Linked DNA regions of Mus musculus: all the other regions are linked to region 3. Evidence: chromatin loops called from intact Hi-C (ENCODE). Cell type or tissue: left cerebral cortex. All regions are shown on one strand.

Region 1 (4,000 bases), 190 kb after region 3:
AGAGAGCCTGAGGACCCGGAGGTCACATATTTCCTGTATGAAGTCAGGGAACCCAGGACAAGTAGTATCATTCAGTGTGTGCGCAAGCATTGCAAAATGCAGGTTCCTCTGCCCAGTTCCAAGGGTTGCCACAGTCACCAAGTTTATTTTGGTGACCTTTGAAAGCATGTATTTGTCTCAATAGATATGTTTTCTTTCCTAGATTGGTGTACAAAAGTCACAGGGAAAAAAATTACTTAGGAGGAAAATGTATTCTCATTGGTGTTTGAATAAGTGTTATTCACATCACAGCATAGATGATACACAAACAGCAGCGATGTTGGTTGGTAAATCTCCAACTATTTGTACATCGTTTGAACCTTCTACTTGCAGCCTTGGCCAAAAAAGAAAAATAAATAATGAAGAAACAGCAAAATTATAATGCCCATATTCCTCGTTGTTCCCATTTTCTATTGTGGTAAAAGGACGGCCAAGGTAAGCTCTACCAGTGTCACCACACCAAGTGTCACCACACCAAGTGTCACCACACCAAGTGTCACCACACCAAGTGCACTGGTCAGTTTCATTGAGACTGGATGACGCCGGGTAGTGGTGGTGCACGCCTTGAATTCCAGCACTTGGGAGGCAGAGGCAGGTAGATTTCTGAGTTCGAGGTCAGCCTGGTCTACAGAGTGTGTGAGTTCCAGGACAGCCAGGGCTATACAGAGAAACCCTGTCTCGAAAAAACAAAACAAAAACAAAACAAAACAAAACAAAACAAAACAAAACAAAAACAAAAAGACTTGATGATGAGTACCTAGTGATTAAACCGATGCATGTTAGTGTGCATCCACCTCCTTGAACAGCTGACCCCTTAGACTGTAACTCCATGGCCCCTCTCCCCAGGCCTCTGGTGACCACAGTTCTGTGAGTTTTCAGTTCTCCCACAGAGGCGGAACAGCACAGTACTTATCTTTCTGTATCTGGCTTACTTCACTCTGCAAAATGTATTCAAGGGTGACTCATGTTGTAGCCTGCATCAGATATCAGAATATCACCCTTTTCTAAGGTTAATGTCCCATTGTATGCAAATGCCACATTTGTTTATGCATTCAAACATTATCTACTCTGCTGGTGGACACTTGGGTTGTTCTTACCTTAGTCACTAATGCCCCTGTGTATGTGGTGTAGGAAAATCTGCCAAGTCCCTGGTTTCAGGTGTGTGGGCCATATATGCCTTTCACATTATTTTAATTATCTTTATGGAAATTCCTTCATCTGTCAGGGAAAACCAGTCTTTCAGCCCAACATGTGTTTTAGAGAGAGCTGTCGCTAACCTGGTAGAGGAGGTGAGCATCTCACACAGGAAGCTAGCACAATGCGGGGATCTGTGCAGCGACAAAGGCAGAGCCGGCGCACATCCTCCTCCTCTTCCTAGCTTCCTGTGCTAGATGCCCACTTCCTCCTCTATTCGGTTAACGACAATGTGGGGGATCTGTGCAGTGACAGAGGCAGAGCCGGCGGGCGGCACAGCCTCCTCCTCTTCCTCTAGGGCTTCATTTTAGAAATGCCCAGGGACCTCTTTGAAAAGGAAGTTGTCTTCACCATGAGAATGTGTGCTGTGAACTCCTGAACTGCTTGTCACCAGCAGCAGACAAAGACCCGGCAAGCTGGGTTAGAGGGAAACAGAAGCAGGGGGTGGAAGCTGGGTGGGGGAGGGGCATGTTATGCCCCAATGCTGGGGAAAGGAAAGTTCCATATATAGAGAAGGGGGGAGAAGAGAAACAAAGAAATCAGTTCTCAGGTAGAGGGAGGTAGTATTGTGACAGGTGACAAAGAGACTTTCTTCAGCACCCTGAGGCAGAGGACCCCCCACCCCAAGAACTGCTGACATAGAAAAGCCGTAATTCTAAGTTCACACTACACTCTCTAGATTCCACAGGAACTCTAGCAAGAACGAAAAAAGAAAAAAAAAAGAAGCAGTTCTCTCAAGAACCCAGCTTCTGTTGGTATGGAATCCAGCAGAGACAACAAATCTCACAGGAACTCAGCCCACAGCTCCCAGGGCAGACTGCATCCAAAAAGAAGAGTCATTCCAGAGGCACACACAGTGTGAAGGCTGGGGCAAGGCTGGGCCTTTCTTCTAAGGTTGTTATCTTCAAATTGAAGAGTGACACCCCCCCCCCCATCTAACCAAACCAGAGAGGACAGTCACAATGAATCCACTTGAAACCTGTCTCCCAGGCACTTTTCTTGAGTCGCTTACTCAGCAAATGTGCAAGGCCCCCACACGGAGCACGGCGCCCACGCAGAGACACGGAGCTAGAATAAGGCTGTTCTTCCCCTGGGGGCTCTCCGCTAATAGAGATGGGCGTGTAAAAGCAAGAGTGGGACAGGGTGGAGCTTTCAAGACCCTGGGTTCCATCTTCAGGACCTCCTAGCACTACCACACAGACAGACAGACACACACACACATAGAGCACACATAGAGAGGTACGGCTTACAAAAGAAGAACATGTGAAGTGAATTATCACATAGGACACTTAAGAGCAGGTCTAGAATGCAGAAACAATATAAACTCCAAGCGATCCAACCACTCACTAGGTTTATTATTAGTTTCCTCTTGCTGATGTAACAAGGAACTCAGACCGTAATAGCTTGAAACAATGTAACTTTAACAAAGTGGAAGTCAGATGGCCAGAGTGGGTACTAAGGGCTAAAGTTGGGTGTCAGTACAGCACTGCATTTCTTCTAGAGGCTTCTGCAGAGACTCTCCAGTTCCTGCCCTCTCCGGTTGCTGGATGCCTGGCTCCTTTGGTTTCTTTTGCTCCCAGCTTGCTTCCAGGATTGGCATCACGCTGATTTCTGCTTCTGTATGCACATGCCCTGACCCAGCTTTCTGCCTCCCTCCTGACCTAACACTCCTACCTTCCTCTTCTGAGAGTGCATTGGCCCATCCAGAAAACAAACTCTGTCTTCAAGATTCTTGTACTAGTCACAGCTATGCAGTCTCTGTGCGCTGTAACGTGACAGGGCCTGGAGATCTTTGGGGTGGTAGTGAGAGACAGAGGTGTCAGGGACAGTACTCTATCGTGTCAACTCCTTGCAAGACTAAACATTCTCTAAGTGAATAACTCATGCTGTTCTTCTGAAAACACTGTTGCTTTTTCCTTCAGTGTGTGTGTGTGTGTGTGTGTGTGTGTGTGTGTGTGTGTAAAGAAAAAAAATGGAATAAATTGCACTCCATTCAAACCCTTGCCAAAAATCATCTAGTTTACATGGTAAAACTATCATGAATAAAGTCAAATGTGTCAGCCATCTTCTGCAAAACCTATTCTCTTTGCAATGTCTGCATCCTCCCCCCCCCCTCGGACTTCCTGTGTATAGATTTTTCTCATATTCTGGCCCCTCTTGCCTCTCAGTAGATACTAGTGGGTCCCTTGGCTGACACAGATTTTCACGAACTTATGAAATTCACATTAGCCAACTTCACTATGCAAGCTACATACAGGAAAGAACTGAGAATTACTGTTGGAAAGTGCTTATTTGGATCTAAAAGGAGATGTGATGAGGGAGATAGCTCAGTGGGTAGGAGTGGCAGCGTCACAAGTGTGAGGGACCTGGGTAGGATGCCCGCACCCTAACAAAAAGCTGAGCTTGACCCCACACCACGGTAACCTCAGTGCTGAGGGGTGTGGAGACAGAGGGATGAAAGAGACTTGCAGGATGCAAGTCTGTCTCAAGGTTCCATGAGAGACCTCAAGGGAGATCAACAGGACTGAGCATCCATCCAACATCTTCCTCAGGCCTCTGCGCGTACACACATAAGCACACTCAGAAGTCAATATCTAACACATATATACCACACTCACATGCATATCTACACAAAATTTAAACCTAAAACATTCATATGTCAAAAGTCTAGGTTCTTCTCTGGGGTTCACCACCCTAGTTGGAACCTAGAAGGTCCTTTACCCCAAGGTACAGTGGCCTCCGGAGTTCAGATCAGAGTTCTTTGTGT
Region 2 (4,000 bases), 140 kb after region 3:
TTCCTTGAAAAGTCATGAGCTGGTGATATTAAACGGTAAACAGATGGCCACTCGTCCAGAAGGAGACAAAACCAGAAAGCTATTTTTGTTCTTTAAGCCTGAACTAAAGTGAAAGACCAACTGGATAGCCTTTAAGGCAAAGCGCTTATGTAACTTTTGGTCCACACTGAGCACTTTTAAGAGAAAGCCTCCCGATTTAACTATGAGGACGTGTTCACCCCACACTAGGGACCCTTCTAACACTTAGGCAACTAATGTAAAAGGTACTATCCACAAACCTTTAAGTATTAAATCACGGCTCAAAGGCTGACCTCTTCCAACACCTGTGCTTAGATGGCTTCATGACTGACTGAAATAGTCGGGCTTCCTGGCACATGGCAACCTTTCCATGAATGGTTGGGGAGCGAGAGGAGGAAAGGCTGAATTTCCCAATAATCGGTCCTTGGAAAAAATGCTCGCTGGCAGCCTTCGCGGCACGTGGCACTGGCACCACAGCACCACTTTAGCTGTAGTGAGCATACCTAGATGATTGCAGCTTGCATATTTCCGTGCTACCCAAGCAGAGCTGGAATGTGTGGCTCCGATTCATCTTCCAGCTGGAAGTGTCACAGAAGCGCGGCGGGGGGGGGGGGGGGGAAGGGGGGCTTCCAGCTTTTATGTATTGCATACTGCCTCTGCTTGGCCGAAGCTCCAGCCTCACGGTTTTATACATCACTTCGATTGTGTTGGGAGCTCATTGTAAGTAAGTCAGAGGGAGCCGAATCAATACCCACAGAATATCTCCGGCAACAGAAAGGCTGCTCTTGCTGCCCTGTGTGGCTTTACTGTCCCAGGAGGATCACAGGACCAGCAACTGGTAAAAGATGAGGAGAGGTTAAGAGGTAAGGTTTTAGAGACACTGGCATGATGACGCACAATGACATTAAGGGCCCTTGCCTGTTCCAGATAATCCCTCACCTATCTACTGAAAGGACCCTGGATGAAGAACTTATGAACCTGAAACTTTCCCCAAAGCAATGTGCATTTTATTCCGGAAGGCAGGAATCTGTCAGTTATCCAAATAGACATTAATTCCATTCATGAGGGTTGAGTCCTCCAGACCTGACACTCATACCAGGTAGTTCCCCTTCTCGTCTGAGCTCTCCATTCTGACAGGCCGCCTCACCTGGGACTAACTACCCTCTCAGATGTTTAAACGAAAGGTTCTATAAATAAGTAGTTCTCAAGTTTTAAGATATGTATCATTTTGAGTAGCATCACAGAATGTCACACCATCCTACTCCGCCCCGTCGGCCGCATGAGTCACATCTCATCCGAAGTCGAGAAACAGAGAGGTGAGTGCTCGTGTTCCGCTTCCCCGTGGATGGCGCTGCCCACATTGGAAGTGGGTGTTTCCACCTCCATTAATGCAGACTAGAAAAATGCCTCACAGATATGCCAAAGGTTTGTCTCCTAAGCGATCCGAGAGCTTGGAAAGTAGGAAATCAGTATTACCCATTACAATTGAAGAAGGAGTGTCAGTTCTAGGGCATTCTATTAAACTCTGGCAATTGACCAGGAAGGCACAACAAAATCATGAATATGTCAAGCTCAAGTAAGGATAGCGTTGACCCTACACATTCAAGGAGTGTCACCTTTCCTAAGAGGCTGGAGAAGCAGCAACCCCACATTGAGCTCCACACTGTAGTCAAACACAGGGAAAGTGACATCCCTACACAGACACCAAACCTGAGGTTCTTTATGTTTTCCATGGCTCATCAAACCTGTCTGTCTCTGACTCTTTCAGAATGTCAGCCGGTAATATAGAAATACTGAAAGTCCCCAAAATAGAGCCAAGCTGCTATTTGGAAGTAATATCTATCTTTGAGCCCTTCCCTAGGCTAAGCTGGCAAAGAGACGATAGTAATGACTGGATGGTCTTTCCGTAGAGCCCAGCCAGGGCGTGTGCATGGCACTTTGCCGACACCTTAGGCATGGCTTCAAGCAGCTTTGAAGCAGTAGAGCATTTCTGGGACAAGTGCTGCTTCTAGAAGATGAGACTTCTCCAACAAAACACATGCAGGCTCCTTTCTAGGAGGTTTGTCCAGAAAATCTCCTAGGCAAGTCAGGAGTATCTTAAACTGACAGGTGCTATTTATAGCCACAAGCCTTTTACCTGGCCCTAGGTCCTCCATCTTGACGTGTTTCCCATATAAATTGCTTTTCTCTTCATTCCTACACCTGCACCAATAACATAAAGATGCTCTTCAACAGAGAAATAACGCCCATGAAATTCAGCTAGAAAGTAGCATGCAAATGTAAGACATCATCGTGTTCATAGAAGACAGTTTTGCAGGGTAAAGTGTAAACTAAATAAATAGTGCTGTGTTCCAAGAGGCAAGACAGGAATTCTTTCTCATGTCTTAAGACGAAGAACTTTCAGTTGTCTTCTAAACAATGTTTATTACCATAAAAAGGGCCTGTAAATTAGCCTTCCAAACAGTCCTATTTATCCCGTGAAAATCCAGGCAGTGAAGCTGGAATCGATGAGCCCCCTTCCTGCCTCTGTGGCATTCTTCCCTTCTTTTCCCAATACTGTCAACAAAAGCGAACTGTCCAGCTGCTGGCAAGAAAACAAGCAGACTGAGAGAGCCAAGTCCTCTGAGAGAGCCTCCACTTTCTCACCTCCACCACCCCCAGTCCCACCTCCACAACCACCCCCTGAAGTGCCATGTCCTCAGACAGAACCCCCACCTTCACCCCTACATCCACTCTCTACATCCATTCCCCTCGCCTCCGGGAATCCCAGAGACTTCCGTTGCTTGCATGACATTTTCCTGTAATCATCAATTTTCATCCATTCCTACGCCATCCTTTTGTAACCCAAGTAAGGAAGAAAAAAAAGTTTATAAACATCCATGCTTCTATGGCTCCAAAGCAATTAGCAGTTCCATGAAGGCATGTAGGCAGCTTGCATTAAAGCATAACCAGGGGTCGGTGGTAGAAAGACAGAGGCGCAGGAGGAATTTTCTGGATAATAACGTGAGCGCTGCTGCAAAGCTCAGCGGCTCTAAGCTCCTGGCTTTTGGGGTAGAATTTGCACTGAGTCCACAACACAGACATCTCAGTCCTCAAAGTCCCCCTCGATGATCTTGTTAGGCTCTACCTATAAGATCAAGAACCAAATCACAGACTAGCCAGTATCAGTTTTCAAAAGCTCTCTTTAAAAAGAAAGAAAGAAAGAAAGAAAGAAAGAAAGAAAGAAAGAAAGAAAGAAAGAAAGAAAGAAAGAAAGAAAGAGCGGGGGGGGGGCGCTGATGGGTGATGCAGGACATTTTTGTAAATGGAAAATATTACATATACAGAGTCTGAGGCAATCCAAGACGTTTTAAACCAGAAAGCAGATGGAATACAAGCAATATAAATTAGTGTAACTGTATTTTGCTAACTGCACAGAGATTCTCACTCCAAACCAAACTTCTTCTCTCCAGCCTGTTGATTGCGTTATCTAATTGTTTTCCATTGACACTGCGTAGAATTTGGAGAAATGTTTGGAGTTAAAAATCAGAATCGAAAGGTCTAGGGAACACCAAACCCGGGGCCAAACCACCCACAGAGTACGGAACTAGGGAAAGAAGCACAGGAAATGCACAGAGTTGCTTCCATTGAAAAGCAATAATCATGCATGTGTTACATAAGCCAATTAGCAGAAATTACGTGTGTGGCGATGCCTAAGGAATGTCCTGCAATTAGGAGGCATATTAAGTACCAGATAGAAAGGTAAAATACTTTACCCTCAGTCCTTCCTGTCTTTGACCCAAACATGACCTCAGGCCTGTTCCTCAGCTTTTTAAAGCTTCCCATGCTGTAAGAGGCTGGCAGGTTCTTGGCCTTCAGTTGTCAAAAGTCAGAACCATTTTTAATCTTAACCCTGTCTACCCTCGGCTTCGGGAAAATTTGTCTAAATTAGCCTGATCGAGAAAATCAACTCAGCCACATGAGAAACTAAGCAGCCAGCTTA
Region 3 (4,000 bases):
GCAGAGAGTCTCTTGACTTCTAATCAATGGTTCCTTTATCTTAAATATGGGGAGAAATAGTCTGTGCTACCCTGGAGTTTTGAGCCTTCACCAACTCTGCCTCAGCTCCATCCTCAGATGCAGACCAAGACCCAGGCCCAGACCTAGCCCCGCCCCAGATCCAGACCCAGACCCAGCCCCTTGCCCCAGACCAGACCCAGACTCAGCCAGAATTCACACATGCCTAAGTCAGGCAAAAGGGAAGCCGAAGAAGGAGATGTGATCCCCTGCTCTAAGGAGCAGTCATCTCTCTAGGCTACCCCACCATGAGTTCACAGGGCAGAGACGGTGGGTGAGGATATGAGAGATGGGGGAGACAAGAGTGTCTTTCTCAGTGGGAGATGGACAGAAAGGAAGAAATCTGCCTCTCCCTCACTCTCGCCATCCTCAATTGATCCTGCAGCCCAGAACAGCTTCCAGCCTTGGGAATACACTAAGCAGATGTTTTAATGGAACCTCACATTGGACACCACACTAATGATCATTAAAGACTAATTAATTCTGGTGGTAATGACTCCACTATCATTTTTATTAAGGTGCAAGGGCAATCTGTAAAAAGAAAATCATCTTCCCAGCTAAGCAGACTTTCTTTAACTCGTCAACACACTGCCAAAGAAAAGGGAACATTCTGCCAGCACTCAAACTGGGGGAAAAAAGTCCTCAGGCAAGTTTATATAAAACCCCAGAAAAGTGATACATAATAAATTAAATATCCCGAAATAAGCAAAGCATGAATATTTAAGCACTGGGCTAGTTTAATTCGGAGCAAGCAATGAGACCCATGCTCTTTACACAGGATGGAAAGTTTAAGCCGGGAGCTGCCCTGGGTCCCTTTTTATTCAAGACACTGGCAAACATCTTGTGTCACTAACTCATTGTCGAGCTGTAGACCAAGGTCAATATTTCCAGGGACTGGCATGGACTCCTGTAGTCTACTAAGATGAGGAACTGGAGCACAGAGCATACATACAGCGTGTGTCATATGTAAATAGCTTATGGGTGCTAAATGATAAGCCAGCAGTATCTTGTTGGGGTCCAGAACACAACCGAGAACAATCACAATAGGCAGAAGTGAGGACAAAGAGAAGTGAGCTCAAAGAGGGCAGCAAAGGAGAAACAGGATCATACCGCCTCTTCCAAACACAGTAAGAGGAAGCGCTGCATACTTAAGGAACTTCTCCCTTCGTGAACTTCAGGTTTGATCCCCATCAAAATTTCTGCTCTCTGATGCTTAAATAAAGTTTATTCTACCTTATGTCATGTTCTACGCGGAGTCTGGTGTGCACAATATTTTTGTGCACAAAAATAACACACACGGGATTGGGAAATGGCTCGGTTACTAAAGGGATTGCCATACAAGCATGAGGATCTAATTTGATCCCCAGCACCCATACAAAAGCTAACTATGATGGTTTGGGCTTGGGATTCTGGTGCTGGGGAAAGCTCACTGGCTAGCCAGACTCAGCAAACCTCAAGTCTTTGTGAGAGATCCTGTTTCAAAAATCAAGACAGCCAATGTCCTGGTGAACAACATCTAAGGTTGACCTCTGGTTTCCAGATTCACAGGCATACATACCTGCACGCGCGCGCGCGCACACACACACACACACACACACACACACACTTCACCTTTAGCTTTTTCCTATTGTTTTGTCATGTGCAGTCTGTGTGTGTGTGTGTATGTATGTGCATGTGGTATGTGTGTGTGTGTGTGTGTGTGTGTGTGTGTGTGTGTGTGTGTGCATGCATGTGTGTGTGTGTGTGTGTGTGCATGCATGTGTGTGTGCATGTGGGGTGTGTGTGTACATGTGGGGGGGTGTGCATGTGGGGTATTTGTGTGTGTATGTGTGTGTTTGTGTGTGTGCGGGGGGGTACTGATGAGCCTCACCCAAGGGAATAACGCACAGAGAGACAGAAAGATGTCAAGAAAGCAAAGATGAATAGCCTCAGCATTGCAAGCCACAGAGGAATGGATGCCCGGAGTCTTCTGGTATGGGAAACAGATTCCACAACTCGACACTTAAAAACCATTTCCTTGCTGCCTGGCAAAGTAGGAGAACATCATATGTGTGATTTCATTCGTCCTCCCACGGTTCTGAGATAGGTGTTAAAACCTCATCCCTTACTGTAGATAGAAAAAAAAATAGACATCGAAGGCAGAGGACTTGCAGAGGCTTCTTCCTCCAAGTTCATGGTCCTCATCACACACCAGATTAGTGGGTGATGGTCGAGTCGGGAAGAGAAGCAGCAGGAGTTAAGCATATGTCAGATCTATGCAGACACAGAGCCGGGGACAGGTCTGGGAGACTCCCTGTCCTCACATGGTCATATTATAGTTTACATGCATCTACCTTAAAACGCGGCTAGCTGATTCCTGAAAATAACTTGACAGCTCAGCTAAAGCAGGAACTGCAGGTTCTCGATGCTATGAGTGAAAACCGCCCGTCCTCTCGCTCCAGCAGAACACAATGAAATGATCTGTGGTTTTGGGTTGGGTTTTTTTTTTCCCCAGACATGGAGTGTTTTCAAAACTCTTGCAAACTCCTCTATGTTCTTGTTCTTTGAAATCTGGCAATGAATAATGAACTAGAAACATCTGGGATGATTCCCCCCCCCCCCCGCCCCAATACTACACAAGAATGGACTTCTATTCTTGTTTCCTATTCAAGGAGACTAGAGCCTAGAGAAACTGACTGTGTCCTGGGCATGCACTCAGGGACCAGGGGACAGCAACAGGGGCAGGATGCTCATGTCTCTTCCATGAGACACAAGTTCCCCTCTTTGGTATCGGCAGATTTCCACACGAGGTATGACCTGTGTGGATAGCCATTTCTCAGCCAGCTTCAAATGCTTTGCACAGAGGATGGTGATACGTAGGGGAAAGTCACCTGGCAGGCTCTGATCCTCCTGGATTCTAAACATGCAAAGGCAGGGGGATGGACGAGAAAGAAGAGAAGCTTGCTCCCATTACTTGCTGATAGAGAAAGCACTGGTTCCGTTAGGGCTTTGAAAAAAAAAAATCCACTCTCAGGTGGAATCTAAGTGCCATTTGATTGAGTCTTAGTGCCATCGCCCTAGACGAATAGATTTTTCCCTCCTAGTGTCCACTTTATCAGCACCCCTTGGTCTGACCTTCAATACTTCACCAAGCTACCCTGCTCTCCAGCATCCCAATCATTACATCATCATCCTTCCACTCAGGGAAGGGCTGTACTGGAGTTGGGAAGAATTGTTTGCTTCTGAGTCTGACCAGCTGGGCTTCTCCGTGCTTCTGTGCTGGGATAGCTCACAGCAGCACACTGTCTCTTCTATGACTGTGTGGTTTTCTGATTAGTACTTATTCATAAATGAAGACCATAGACCAACCTGTAGGTCTCAACCCGACAGGGGTCACACATCAGATACTCTGCACGACAGATACTTGTGTTACAATTCATAGCAGTAGCAAAATTGTGGTTATGAAGTAGCAATGAAAATGATTTTATGGTTGGGGGTCAACCACAACCTGAGGAACTGTATTAAAGGGTCGCAGCACTAGGAAGGCTGAGAACCACTTCTGTAGACTGTTCTTCGATGGTTCAGATGGTAAGTGCATTCATGTGAATTCAGCCACACTGGGTTGTGTTCACGGAAGGTAAAAGGTGGCTAGATTTCCTTGCCCTTCAGAAAGTCATTTATTGAAGAGGGATTTTGCTTTTTATTTTATATTTATATTGTGCATAAATATAATGCCATAGATTGTAACCTAACAATCTACATTATATATTAGTATCTATGATTTATTTTTACGGTATTGGTTAAATTTGTACAAGTAAGAAATATGCTAAATATTTTTCAATGGGAGGTACAGGTAGGCTGACCTAGAAATCAAGCTCCTCCTAATCAACTCTTCCAAATGCTGGGATCCCACGTTTATTCCGTGAGTGGCTCACACTCACACTATTACACAATTTGACCTGCA
Region 4 (4,000 bases), 180 kb after region 3:
CTGCAGGGAGGAGGTGGAAGAGAATACAAAGAGCAGCTCTGGGGTCAAAGCATCAGACAGAGCAGGAGGGCAGAAATAAACAGAGGTTGACCGGCCTCTCACCTTTCATCCCTGGCTCTGTGAGATAAGGCCTAACAGCAAGGCCATCTGGGTGCAGTTTCAGACTTTCCCAGCCTCTGCTTCACAGGGCTTCTTTCCCTTTGAAAATCCTGTCCCCTGCACTTTGTTAAGAGGTTAACTCGGGGAGGCTCTCAGTGGGCAGCACTCACTCCAAACGCTGCAGTTGTTATCACCCGAGGGATGTATAGCATGTGGTCCTTGGAAAGGGTCTTTCATACAAATGCTACACGTAGATTTATATACACAGGAACGTAGTTGGATGCTATCTATGCTGAGTCAAAGCATCAGGCCCAGGAAGGACTTAAGCCATTAGAAACTACACCTTTACCCCCTCTCCTTTCCTTTACGATTCTCCACTGTTCTCCTGTCTTCCCTTTCCTGTTATCAAAGTCAGTGGAAGGAAAGCTCCTATACTCTATCATGTATACCTTTAGTAAACCCAGAGTCAATGCACTGTCTCTAAGTGTAAGTCACTAGTCACGTTGGAAACATTTTATGACTAAAGCCAACTCTGCTGGTTTTTCTCACTGAGAAGAGCTTCCTAAAAACAGCCTATTCTCCTGTGACAAGTCTTCAACATTCCCACCCCACCCCACCCCAGGATCAAAAGGGTTGTTTGGCGATTGCTATAAACATCGGTTAACAGCCTGCAGCTGGATTGCCCTGGTTTAGACCCTGACTTCCTCACAGATTAGTGTATGACCTTCTTATTGTATTACCCGACTGACTTTCACCCTCTACAAAATGAAGACAGCCCTCATTCACAGGTATCTAGCAACGCAAAGCTGTTGAAAGCACAACTGACACACGGGACTTGGTTAGGCCATTACCAACTGAGCATATTGTCTTTGATGTAAAAAATGAAAGTTTGGGGAGGGGGAGGAAATGGCTCCTCCAGAAGAAACAGTTAAAGGAAACATTTACTTGTCAAGGTTAACGTCTTTTAATAAAATTCTGTCTCCGAGGTTGTTTTGTGTCACGTTTTAGCTGCACTGAGAGAAAAACAATAAAGTAGAGCCAGGTATGGTGGTCCTGGTCCTATAGTCCCAGCACTTGGTGGGCTGAGGCAGGAAGGCTGACAGTTGGAAGCCAGTCTAAATGACACAGTGAGACCCATTCTTGAAAGTGGAGCTGGGGATGTGGCTCAGGGGTAAGCACTTGCTTGGCATGCCTAAGACTCTGCGTTCCATCCATAGCAGCTGCACACGCACATAGGTGAGTGCGTGTGCGTGTGCACGCGTGTGTGTGTGTGTGTGTGTGTGTGTGTGTGTGTGTGTGTGCGCGCGCGTATGTGTGTGTTAGTACTGTGAGAAATCTTCAAGTAAAACTAGAAACAAGAAAAAGTCTGTTTTTACCTTTTCTCCAAAGTTGAAATTTTTTCACTTGTTACTAATCTAAAGCCCTCTTCATATACTTACCACGTATTATCTCGATATAGACCCCCAACATAATCTCTTGGCTCGCCCTACATTATCAATATAAAGTACTACTAGATAAGATTTGAGAGGGAGCTCAAAGAAGGGCTTTAAGTGAGTTTACAAAAGGAAGAAGTCGTTCATTGCACCTTAAAGAATGTCTCATGATAATGTTTGTAATACTTCCTCTCTGTACCACGGTACAGCACAGCGTTTCCAAAATGGCACTGTTGCTGTAGGCGCTGGAACAAGGAGTCCTTCTCTAGCACTGTCAGATCCCCAGCAAATACACTCAGCTGTCCTAAGAATCCTCAGAACGCACAAGCTGAGGGGGCCGAAGTTCCTGTACCTCGGAGCTCACCAGTGAGTGGGTAGCATCCTACTTACCCTCTACAAATAAGCCTGGCAGCAGCCATGGAATCATTTTTATGGAAATTCACTGCATTTCTATTGAACCAAATATGAGTTTGCTAAAGGAAAAGTAAGTTTTCTCCTTGACTGGGTTTTCGTCGTGACTCTGAAAGGTCACGCTGAAGAACAGCGTGGACAGCCATGTCTCTGAGGAGCTGAGGAACGTGCAGTTATTGATTGCCTACTCCAACAGCGGCTTCCTGTCTTATCCTTCCGGTCAAGTCTCACGGATGCTTGGTGTGTCTGCTCCTGCAAGTTCAGATCAGAATATTTAATTATCTGCCAAGGATGTTCTATGGATTACCTGTCAAGTGTTTTGAGACCATTAACTACTTGATAAATGCTAATGAGATTTTTCAAGGAGGCAGATATTATTGGTTATCTAACATGGATTCTTTCATGTGCCTGTACAACCCCCTTAGGTTTTATTATTATTTATACAGACCTGTTTCTAATCTGCATGATAATCCTCCACTGTCCTGCAAATAACCATCATGCCTTAATTATAAAGTCTCGAATCTGAAAGTGCTGTTGTTGTGTTAGGATCTGAGAGGAGGTAATCTCTGGAAAGCCTCGGTGCGGTGCGGCTGGCAATCATCAGGGCAAAACAAGCCTGTGAGTTCTAGTACAGGCAGTTGTTACCTTAAGGAAGTAAGACCAGCCAGGCGGAGAGGGAAAAGCAGAGATCGTGAATATATTCTAAGCTTCAAGTTAAGCCCAGCTCTTAGACCAAAGGCTTTAGAAGTACTTTGAAAAGACTTTAGAAAAGTTAGACTTTGTAATTTGATTTCCACTTCTGACTTTTAATATACTTGGAATGAGCTAGAATCCTTGCACATATTTCTTTCCTACAGGGAGTTGGGGGTGGGGGTGAGGGTGACACACTGCCTTTGAATTGAAAAAAAGAGAGAGAGAATAAAGAAATTTTCTACATAGGGCTACAAAATATCCATCTCTGTTCCTACCTCAGCCTTGACTCCTGCAGGGACCCCAAACAGACCCTTGAACCTGGATGTCTGCCACAAGTCCACACCTCTACCTCAAATCAAAACAATCCCCCAGTTGCTACCTCACCAAGAAGTCATAAAGATTACAGTTAGAACATTGAACTTCAAAGATGAAAGGCCCAATATACATTCCAAGCATTATTGTCCAGTCACAGTGTAAACTTGCAGAGGTCTGCAGCTTCAGCATGATTGCTACTGTCAGCAGATCCAAACTAGGGTGACCTTGCTGGAACCGTCGGAAGGACAGGAGAGCCTACAACCAAGACCTGGAAGCAACTGTCTCCCAGCCAGCATAACTGTGTTCTCACAGTGGTTCGTTGTTCTCTGAATATAGGCGTTAATGCAAGCCTGACACAACAGCTTAGCTCCCATCCCACTAAACAACGTGCATGCTCTTGCTCTTCCTGTATCTACAACAGGGCAAGGCTATGCTAAGCACTAGTGAAATTGATACACTGATACAGTTCAGAGCTCACAGTTAAAATTCAGTGCATTTTCTATTTGATCTGCGGACAGGTGTTCAGGATGCTTTAGTCTGCAGACAACTTGCAAAGATGCTTGTAACATCTGAGAGTGTTATGATCTTGAACGTCTCAAGGCTTCAGAAGGACCTCACCAGGACAAACAGTTCCACATGAGGTTTATTGGGAGAGAGAGGTTTATTGGGAGAGAGAGGGGCAAGGTGGAAGCAGAAAGAGAAAGGGGGGGAAGAGGCGGGGGGGGGGGGACGACTTTCTTTATATATGGCTGATGACGTAATCCAGGTAAAGGTGCGAGGTGAGCCAAGTTGATTCAGGGAATGTGGTGGCAGTTGCCTTGGCAATTGGTCTACGTGTCCCGCCTATGTGATGTAACGGGTTTCGGAGGTCCTGATACCAACAGTAAGAAAAAAAACCTTCCACCAAGAAACGTCCAACAATTTTGAAGCTGACTTCCATTAGGAGTGACTGAGTGACAATGACATGCAACTGTGACAAATCGATATTTTGCACATTTTTCCCTTGAATCCACAAGTGCTAGAAATTATTGCTGAAGATGTTCCTTAAA
Region 5 (4,000 bases), 73 kb before region 3:
TTATTAGGTTCATGTCTCCCAGTGCCACTCAGGGATCAGAATCTCTGTGAGTTAAAATAACAACTAGGAAACTCTTTGTCTATACAACCCATTTCTTCTAGGCCATGATTTCAGAGGAGATGACATGGCAGCTTCTTGACATTTGAATTGGTCCTTGGGACCATGTCGAATGGCTCTCTCAAGGAAACTGCCTACTGTCTCTGTGGATAAGAAGGTCAGACAGGTCATTGAGATGCCATGCCATTAGGCCAACAACTGAGAATGCCACCTTTGAATGCATCAGAGGTAAACCATCTGATTGTCACAGTCTATGGATAATGCAGACTTTCGACGATTTAACATTACTCCAGATTTGCGGCAAAGTTTATGTTTCAATAGCCTTGAACTGGGGAACAGGAATCTACCTCCTACATGAAAAAAATGGCTCTCTTATTATTTACCTCATACGTGTGCTATGGCAGAATGCCACAGGTGTGGTAATGAGCACAATCATGTGGAAGCCAGAGGGAGCTGTCAGGAATCATGGCCAATCGCTCTTTCACTAAAGCAGGGCCTCTTTAACCCAGAGCTCATCAACATGGCTACTCTGCCTAGCCAGCTTGCTCTGAACATCCTACAGACAGGACACCATGCCCAATTGGCATTTGTGGGGGTTCTGGGAATCCAAACTCCAGTCCTCACCCTGACTTGGCAAGCACTGCCCAGTGTGGATCCTAATCCCATTTATGAGGGAGGAACCTTCATGACATAACCACCTTTTAATGTTATCACATTCCCATATCACACGTAACTCATAGACAATCCATTCAAACCGTAGCATCTCATGCTATGATTACAGGATTGCTGCCTGAAATCACAGCCCATAGCTCACACTGCTTTCAAACACTTGGACCAGTCCGTGGCCCCTGTCTTAGTGTCAACCAAAACAATGGATTCCTGAGAATGGGGGTCTCCGAGTCAGGCTGACTATCCATCCTTCCAGGTCCTCTCTGCTCTCTGTATGTCAAGATAAATCAGCAGAAAGATTTGGGGCCTGGACCACGTTAGCTAAATTCCCCGAAGAAATATCTTTCCTGAGTTATGATTTAATAAACAGCTTGCTCTCACGTTTACCGCAGGTCAGTATAAGAACATGGCTGTAAGAAAATCATTTCTACCTTAGTGTAAGTCACTTTTCCATTTGTATTGTCATTTTTATAAAAATCGGTTCAACAGCAATCTTCATTAATTGATTGCAGGAGAAACCATTTCCCTGTTAAGGAATTGTGGGCTTGGAACTGTGAAGCTCAACGCACCTCCCCATTTCCTAGGGTGACTAATGAGGCTTATGGTCCTATTTAGTGTTGCTGATACAACTCTTCCAGCTAGATCGCAGAGGTGTTCATCCCCTCTCTGTTCTAACTTCCAATCACTGCCCTACTTGGAGGCTTACCCTTGTGGTCCCATGTCTCCTTTCATACAGTGTTCATTTTGGAAGTGTGCCGAGGCAGGCAAGCACCTTCACTTCATGTTCCTACGCCCCGGCTCACATATTTCTCATTTCCTCAAAGGCAGGTCTGGAAGGAACCAGACATAGACTGTGCATATTTTGTGAGGGTGTAGAGCCTCCCACAGCAGTCGAAGCCCAAGAAGCAGGCTAGAGTGGGAAGTGCTAAGCATCTTGGGAAAATCACTATGTGCCTGGAGAAGCCCAGAGACTGAATTTTACTAATGTGGTATAAAGTATGAGAAAGTTAGATAAATTTATAGCCAATATCCACTAAATTACAAGCCACAACTTAAAATAAACAGATCACATATATTTCTATCTTATAAAAGTGACACTTGCCAAAATACTTGCATATTTCAAAGTCATCGTGTTCTTATTAGTGGTGCATTGATTTTTCTGATCATTATCAAGTCGAAAGGAACCAGGAACAGTTCTACTAAAGTGTTCTGCCGAGTCCATTGGCTTTCAGTAGTTCTAAAAGAACTTCTGACTTGGTGCCCAGTGGGTAGGTGTCCAAACTGTTCTCTGATTCTGGCTCTTTCCACAGGGATGGTTGATTGCTACAGGTGTGTGACTTACCCATCAGAAAGACACAGCCCTTATAGATTTTCCCATACCTCAACTCCCCATGGATAGAAAATACTTAGGAAATAATTTTAAACACACATTGAGAAAAAAAAAAAAAAGCAAGCCTTTACCTTGGATTAGAGGTAGAAGCTTCCAATGGGAGTTCATGTGGAAAGAAATGCTCTCTGATGAGAGATGGTTAAGACAGAGGGATGGTGAATGTTGAGTCGTGAAAACAAAAAGCTTAGCGTCAGGACATGGGGGGCTTATGAACAAAAGGAAATGGGAGAGAAAATTAATTGCCAAGGGAATAAAGGTGCTGAATGTATATTAATTTTTTATGTCATCAAAAATTAATACAAGGAGTGGAGTCATAACTCAGTGAATGAAGAGCTTGCCTTTCAAGCGTGAGGACCTGAGTTCACTCTACCAGAATTCACATAAGAAAGGCCAGGTGTGGTGGTACAAATTTATAATTTCTGCTCTGGGGAGGTGAAGACAAAGGAGCTCCCTGGGGCTTTCTGGTCTACCAGCTGTCTTACTCTGTGTTCTATTGCTGTGAAGAGACACCACAATGAAGGCAACTCTTATAAATGAAAGCATTTAATTGGGGCTGGCTTACACTTTCAGAGGTTTAATCTATTATCCTCACAGCAAGGAGCATGGTGGCATGCAGGCAGACATGGTGGCTTGGAGTTCTACATCTGGATCTGAAGGCAGCAGGATGAGAGAAAGAGCTACTGGACTTGGCTTGAGCTTCTGAAACCTCAAAGTTCACTCCCCAGTGATGTACTTCCTCCGACAAGGCCACACCTTTCACTCCTTTCAAATAATGCCACTCCCTCATGACCGGGCATTCAAATCTACAAACCTGTGGACGCCATTCTTATTCAAACCACCACACCAGGTTATCCTACTTAGCAAGCTCCAGGCAATGAAAGACGCCATCTTAAAAAGTGCATGGGTAGTACCTGTGGTACCTGAGATTGTCCTCTGGTTTTCACACACACACACACACCCACACACACACACACACACACATATGTATGCTTGCACCTCCATACACACATACACTGATTCAAATTATCCAAGTAGCTAAGATCAAGACAAGAATCTCTCAAAAGAATAAGCAGTTACACGTAGACTCTGGGACAGCACTTGAAACTGAATTGGTCAGGTTCATCTTACCAAGTTGTAAAACAGCTTGAATTATTTGTTTCAAACTTGACCCACATGTAGATTTCTGTATAGAAAGATCTTTAAGTTGAAGGTGCACAAGGTCATAAATGGAGATTGAAACTGTTTTATGTACAAAAAATTTTCTTATGAAATAGCCTTTTAGTTAGGTAAGTATAAGTGAATTAGAAATACATGCATAAAATTTTGCTTGAAGCACAAAGACATGTTTAAGATACTGAAATACATCTATACACAGCAGGAAATCAACAAAATGAAGGAACATAGAACATACTTGTGGACTACTTATCTTATCAGAGGTTAATATATTCACAATATGTAAGGGATTTATACAAATCAATAGCAAAGAACTTGTTGGAACATTCCTTTAATTCTAGTACTCAGGGAGCTAAAACAGAAGGATTGCAACTTTAGTATCAGCCTGTGGTGCATACTGAGACTCCTCACAGAAATTTTAAACAGTTTATTATTATTATTATTATCATTGTTGTTGTTGTTTTATTGAATGTGTGTGCACAGGTGTGCATGCACACATGTACTGTACACGTGAAGGTCAGAGGATAACATGCCAGAGTTACTTTTCTCCTTGCACTATGCTAGTCCCACGAATCAAACTCAGCTCACCAGGTTTGGGTACAAGTTCTTTTATTCACAGTGCTGTCTTGTTGACCTTCAAAATTATTTTAATTCAACAAAAATACTTTCATAAAGAACAAAGAAGTGAATAACTAAAACATTAGGCAAAGG
Region 6 (4,000 bases), 290 kb before region 3:
TGAGCGTGCTGTCATCTGTAGAAGTATACCCCCTGTTTTGCCAGACTGAAACACATTTCACATTCTGGCTAAGGAGGGGAAATGACTGTGATCAGACCTTGGACAAGATGATAAATAAGTCTGTGCAGATGTTAATTTGTCATAATAAATCACCCTCCTTGGATAATGGGTCAAATATCATATATATATAGTTAGTATTAATTCAATTTAATTTGATATGTTAATGTTTGGTTGGAAGATTTTACCTAGAAAAAACTGTAGGTGCCCAAAAGTTTCACAATATGTAAGATAGAACACTGAGTCTTTCTTTGTACAATTACACAGTAAAGCTTTTCAAAGTCTAAAACAACATTTTTTCTTTTTTTCTTTTTGTATGTGTGCATGTGTGTTCATGTGGCCTACATGCCTGTATATATACAATGCACACACATGTATGCACAAATACAGAGGCCAGAGGTTGAAGTCTGTTGTCTTCCTCTCTCACTCCCCATCATATTTGTAAAGTATCTCATTATTTCAGCTAGGCTAGCTTACCAGCAAGCTCTGGGCATCCTCCTATTGCCCACTAAGAAGCACAACACTGAGATACCACTATGCCTGGCTTTTATATGGGTCTTGGGGACCTGAATTTTGTTCTCATGCTTGAGCAACAAGCACTTTATCCACTGATCCATTTCTTTAACCCCCAAATATAAATACCCCCTTTTCCCCATCACTCTCTGCCCAGATTTCCTTTCTAAAACATAGCGTGCTAGATGCTTGGTTTGATTACAGACCCCAGGGATCATGCAGAAGAAACATAGGAGGCTCCGCTTTCTTGGAGGTGTGGCTGCATTTGCTTTCCCTAACCTGGTGCTCTAAGGCTTTGGAGGAAACATTTACAAGCAAAGCACTGGCAGAGATTTAATTTTCTTTAATGACTTCTTCCTACCAGTGATCTTGGCACCCTGTGCAGCGATTTGCCATCAATTAATCATGCAAGAATGGTGTGTTGCTGCATCGAGGGCATTGCCCTCCGTGAGTCTCATAAATCTACCAGAAACAAACAACAGGAATTGCGTGCTTAAGACTCTTCATGCAAAACACCAAACGAGGAGGTGGTTTTATAAAATAGGAAGCCTGAGTACTTTCTTGTGGATTCTGAGTTTTGCCGTTCCAGTGACTCTGGAATGATTTGTCCTTAGTTCTTGTTATGAGAATCCATAGCAGGAAAATGGCTTTGTGCTTTTTCCCTGGATTCAGGGCAATCATGCCCAATTGCGAGCAACCACGTTTTAGGGATGTCTTAGAAAGTATGCATGTTGCTACCCTGGCAATCCATGACATTTGCAGATGGCAGGATGTGGGGTAGCGTGAGATGAGAAGTCAAGCAGCTTTCACGGCAGATAGCTTTGCCAGAAGCTTTTGGGTCCTGTGTTCGGCATCTTCAGCCTGTCTTCTTGTCAGTTCAGATGGATGCTTATAGTTAACTGCTTAGCTGGGATGGGTCTCTCCTCCTAATTTTAGCATGGTAAATATGCATCTATTTAATATTAAAATCCTATGAGCCTAAACCCTGAGGCATACATACAGTGGGTCTTTATAGATGTTCTTATGTTTCTGTCTTTAGAATATTCTTGCAGCAAGAATATGCAAGCCTGGCACCTATTCCATCTGATTCAAAACCAGCCCCCCCCAGCCCCCCTTTATAGAAGCTAAAGGTTTTCAAAGCTGGTTTACTTCCAACGAGTGGATTGAATGTCTGACTTGGAATGGATTTATGCCTACCGAAAAGTCATATATGTTTGTCCAGATTGGCAGGATCATTACAAATGGAGCCTGTCCTCTATTTTTAGTTTCTTCATGCTCCTGTTCAGCGGGAATCCTAAAATAATGCAGTTTTTGTTTTACATATGCAAACTACTTGCCATCAACTTGAAGACTGGCGGGGAAGGAAGACAGTGTGGTAATCATTTTATCCAATGATGGTCCGTTAGCAAGCATGTAGTAATGGGGGGTCACAGTATAAGGAATTGAACTTGCCTATTGATGTCTCCTGAGGTCTGTGACCTGAAACCACAGCCATCATGAGAGTTTGGTCATCCTCCAAAGAGTATTTAGCCTTTTTGTAGAGTGCTCCACTCAGCTAATGTCTTAGTTAGCTGTTTTTCTGCTGTGAACAGACACCATGACCAAGGCAACCCTTATAAGGACAACATTTACTTGGGGCTGGCTTACAGGTTCAGAGGTTCAGTCCATTATCATCAAGGTGGTAACATGGCAGCATCCAGGCAGGCACAGTGCAGGAGGAGCTGAGAGTTCTACATCTTCATCTGAAGGCTGCTAGCAGAATACTGCCTTCCAGGCAGCTAGAATGAGAGTCTTATAACCCATACCCACAGCGACAAACCTACTCCACACCTTCTAATCCTGCCACTCCCTGGGCTGAACATACACAAACCATTACAGCTACCTACAGAGTTATGTTTGTGTATTTGGGTTTTTGCTTTTTTAAAGATTTATCATTTACTTATGTGTAGGGATATCTGTGGGGGTTAGTTTTACATCAGCTTGGCACATGTTAGAGTCATTGGGAAGAGGGACTCATATGTGAGAAAACACCTCCATAAGATTGGACTGTGAACAAGCCTGTAGTGTACTTTCTTGGTTGGTGACTGAAGTAGGAGGGCCCAGTCTAATATGGGCGGGACCATCCCTGGGCTGGTGGTCCTGTGTGCTATGAAAAAGCATGCTAAGCAAGCCAGGAGGAGTAAGCCAATAAGCAGCAGCTCTCCATGGTTTCTGTGCCAGTACTTGCTTGTGGCTCTTAACATGTCCGAGTTTCCGTCCTGATTTCCTTTGATGATGGACTATGGTATTCAAGTGTAAGCAAGATAAACACTCTCCTCCCCTGCTTGCTTATGTTCATGGTGTTTCATCCAAACATTAAAACCCTTAACTAAGACTCGTGTGTGTGTGTGTGTGTGTGTGTGTGTGTGTGTGTGTGTGTGTGTGGCCCATGGAGTCACCTAGTGTAGATCCTAGGTACTAAACTTCAGAGCTCTGACAGAGCACCAGATACTGTTAATTACTGAGCCATTTCCACAGCCTGCTTTTGTTTTTTAAACTTAGATGATGCTCAGCCTGAGGTAAAGCGCTGTGAAAACGCAGACTGACTTTTGTGAGTTGCTCTGTTCTGTGCTGGCTTTGAGTCGGTTACTTTCATGAACAGGAAGGAAATACCTGAAATCTCCATTGTCTGAGCTGGGAGCAAACACTACTGGGAAAATTCACATTAAAAGTAGGCAATTGGGGTGGACAAGATGACTCAGTGAGTAAAAGTATTTGTTTTGTTCAACCCAAGGAACACACAGAAAGGTGGGAGGAAAGAAAAAAACTCTACAAAATGTCTTCTGACCTCCACACGTGCATGCTGCAGCATGCGTCTCCCCTCCTGACGTCAGGTGTACACACACACACTATAATAATAACAATCAAACACATAACAAATTTCTAAGTAGTTTACAGAAGTTACTGCATTGTGGTAGTTTCTACGATTCTTGGTAAAATATAGAAGGATTATCTTTTACAAATGTTCCTGCCAGAAAATTAAAATATTTCCGCTTTATATGTGTCAGATGACAGATGTAGACATTTGGATAAGGAGATAGGATGGATAGATAGATAGATATGCCAGATTCAATCTCTTCCCATAACTTAAAGGACCCAGTAGCTATCTCATTATCCTACTGACAGGATGGGGCCAGGATTAAATTCAATTTCTTTTTTAAATTATAGATCAAAGTGTGCTCACCATAAAGCATCGATTTCATCAGACAGACAGACAGACAGACAGACTCCTTCTGGGATAGTTATTTTCAAGATTGTTAGTGAGATCATTGTTTAACTTGGTGACATGGTTCAGACACATTCCAGAAGTGTTTTGCAGAGGGTTTGGCTAAATGACTGCATCAGCACTAACCCAGAACCAAACCAAACCAAACCAACCTGGCCAGGATGA

Evidence for each region. Peaks named below come from ENCODE experiments on the same cell type or tissue, not always from the same donor. Only the 100,000 strongest peaks of a DNase experiment are listed, where the experiment ranks them.
Region 1: it touches region 3 in a loop (2.6-fold over the local background); 2 of 42 quality-filtered maps call a loop at or near these places.
Region 2: a loop joins it to region 3, with 6 times the contacts of the local background. A loop is called at or near these places in 3 of 42 quality-filtered maps.
Region 4: a loop joins it to region 3, with 2.7 times the contacts of the local background. A loop is called at or near these places in 2 of 42 quality-filtered maps.
Region 5: a loop joins it to region 3, with 6 times the contacts of the local background. A loop is called at or near these places in 2 of 42 quality-filtered maps.
Region 6: it touches region 3 in a loop (2.4-fold over the local background); 2 of 42 quality-filtered maps call a loop at or near these places.

The regions. Positions count from the first base shown.
Region 1 is chr13:97,440,020-97,444,019 of GRCm38, reverse strand. The region is part of intron 1 of Lncenc1 (long non-coding RNA, embryonic stem cells expressed 1); the gene reads right to left. Among named protein-coding and RNA genes, the nearest start is that of Lncenc1, 7.0 kb to the right of the region's middle. In left cerebral cortex, a CTCF peak has its summit at 1,512; DNase peaks (open chromatin) are centred at 1,449, 2,032, 2,679 and 2,895; H3K27ac peaks cover 2,225 bases.
Region 2 is chr13:97,490,009-97,494,008 of GRCm38, reverse strand. The region is part of intron 1 of Lncenc1 (long non-coding RNA, embryonic stem cells expressed 1); the gene reads right to left. Among named protein-coding and RNA genes, the nearest start is that of Gm41030, 35 kb to the left of the region's middle. In left cerebral cortex, no CTCF peak of the experiment used is centred here; DNase peaks (open chromatin) are centred at 180, 464, 1,311 and 1,883; H3K27ac peaks cover 2,744 bases.
Region 3 is chr13:97,630,423-97,634,422 of GRCm38, reverse strand. No RefSeq gene overlaps it. Among named protein-coding and RNA genes, the nearest start is that of Gm34087, 9.7 kb to the right of the region's middle. In left cerebral cortex, no CTCF peak of the experiment used is centred here; DNase peaks (open chromatin) are centred at 703, 1,375, 2,154 and 2,391; H3K27ac peaks cover 3,710 bases.
Region 4 is chr13:97,449,341-97,453,340 of GRCm38, reverse strand. The region is part of intron 1 of Lncenc1 (long non-coding RNA, embryonic stem cells expressed 1); the gene reads right to left. Among named protein-coding and RNA genes, the nearest start is that of Lncenc1, 16 kb to the right of the region's middle. In left cerebral cortex, no CTCF peak of the experiment used is centred here; a DNase peak (open chromatin) is centred at 1,875; H3K27ac peaks cover 1,679 bases.
Region 5 is chr13:97,703,643-97,707,642 of GRCm38, reverse strand. No RefSeq gene overlaps it. Among named protein-coding and RNA genes, the nearest start is that of 5330416C01Rik, 42 kb to the left of the region's middle. In left cerebral cortex, no CTCF peak of the experiment used is centred here; a DNase peak (open chromatin) is centred at 1,546; H3K27ac peaks cover 678 bases.
Region 6 is chr13:97,915,666-97,919,665 of GRCm38, reverse strand. All of the region lies in intron 35 of Arhgef28 (Rho guanine nucleotide exchange factor (GEF) 28), which reads left to right. Among named protein-coding and RNA genes, the nearest start is that of Gm34388, 24 kb to the right of the region's middle. In left cerebral cortex, no CTCF peak of the experiment used is centred here; DNase peaks (open chromatin) are centred at 1,332 and 1,838; H3K27ac peaks cover 1,542 bases.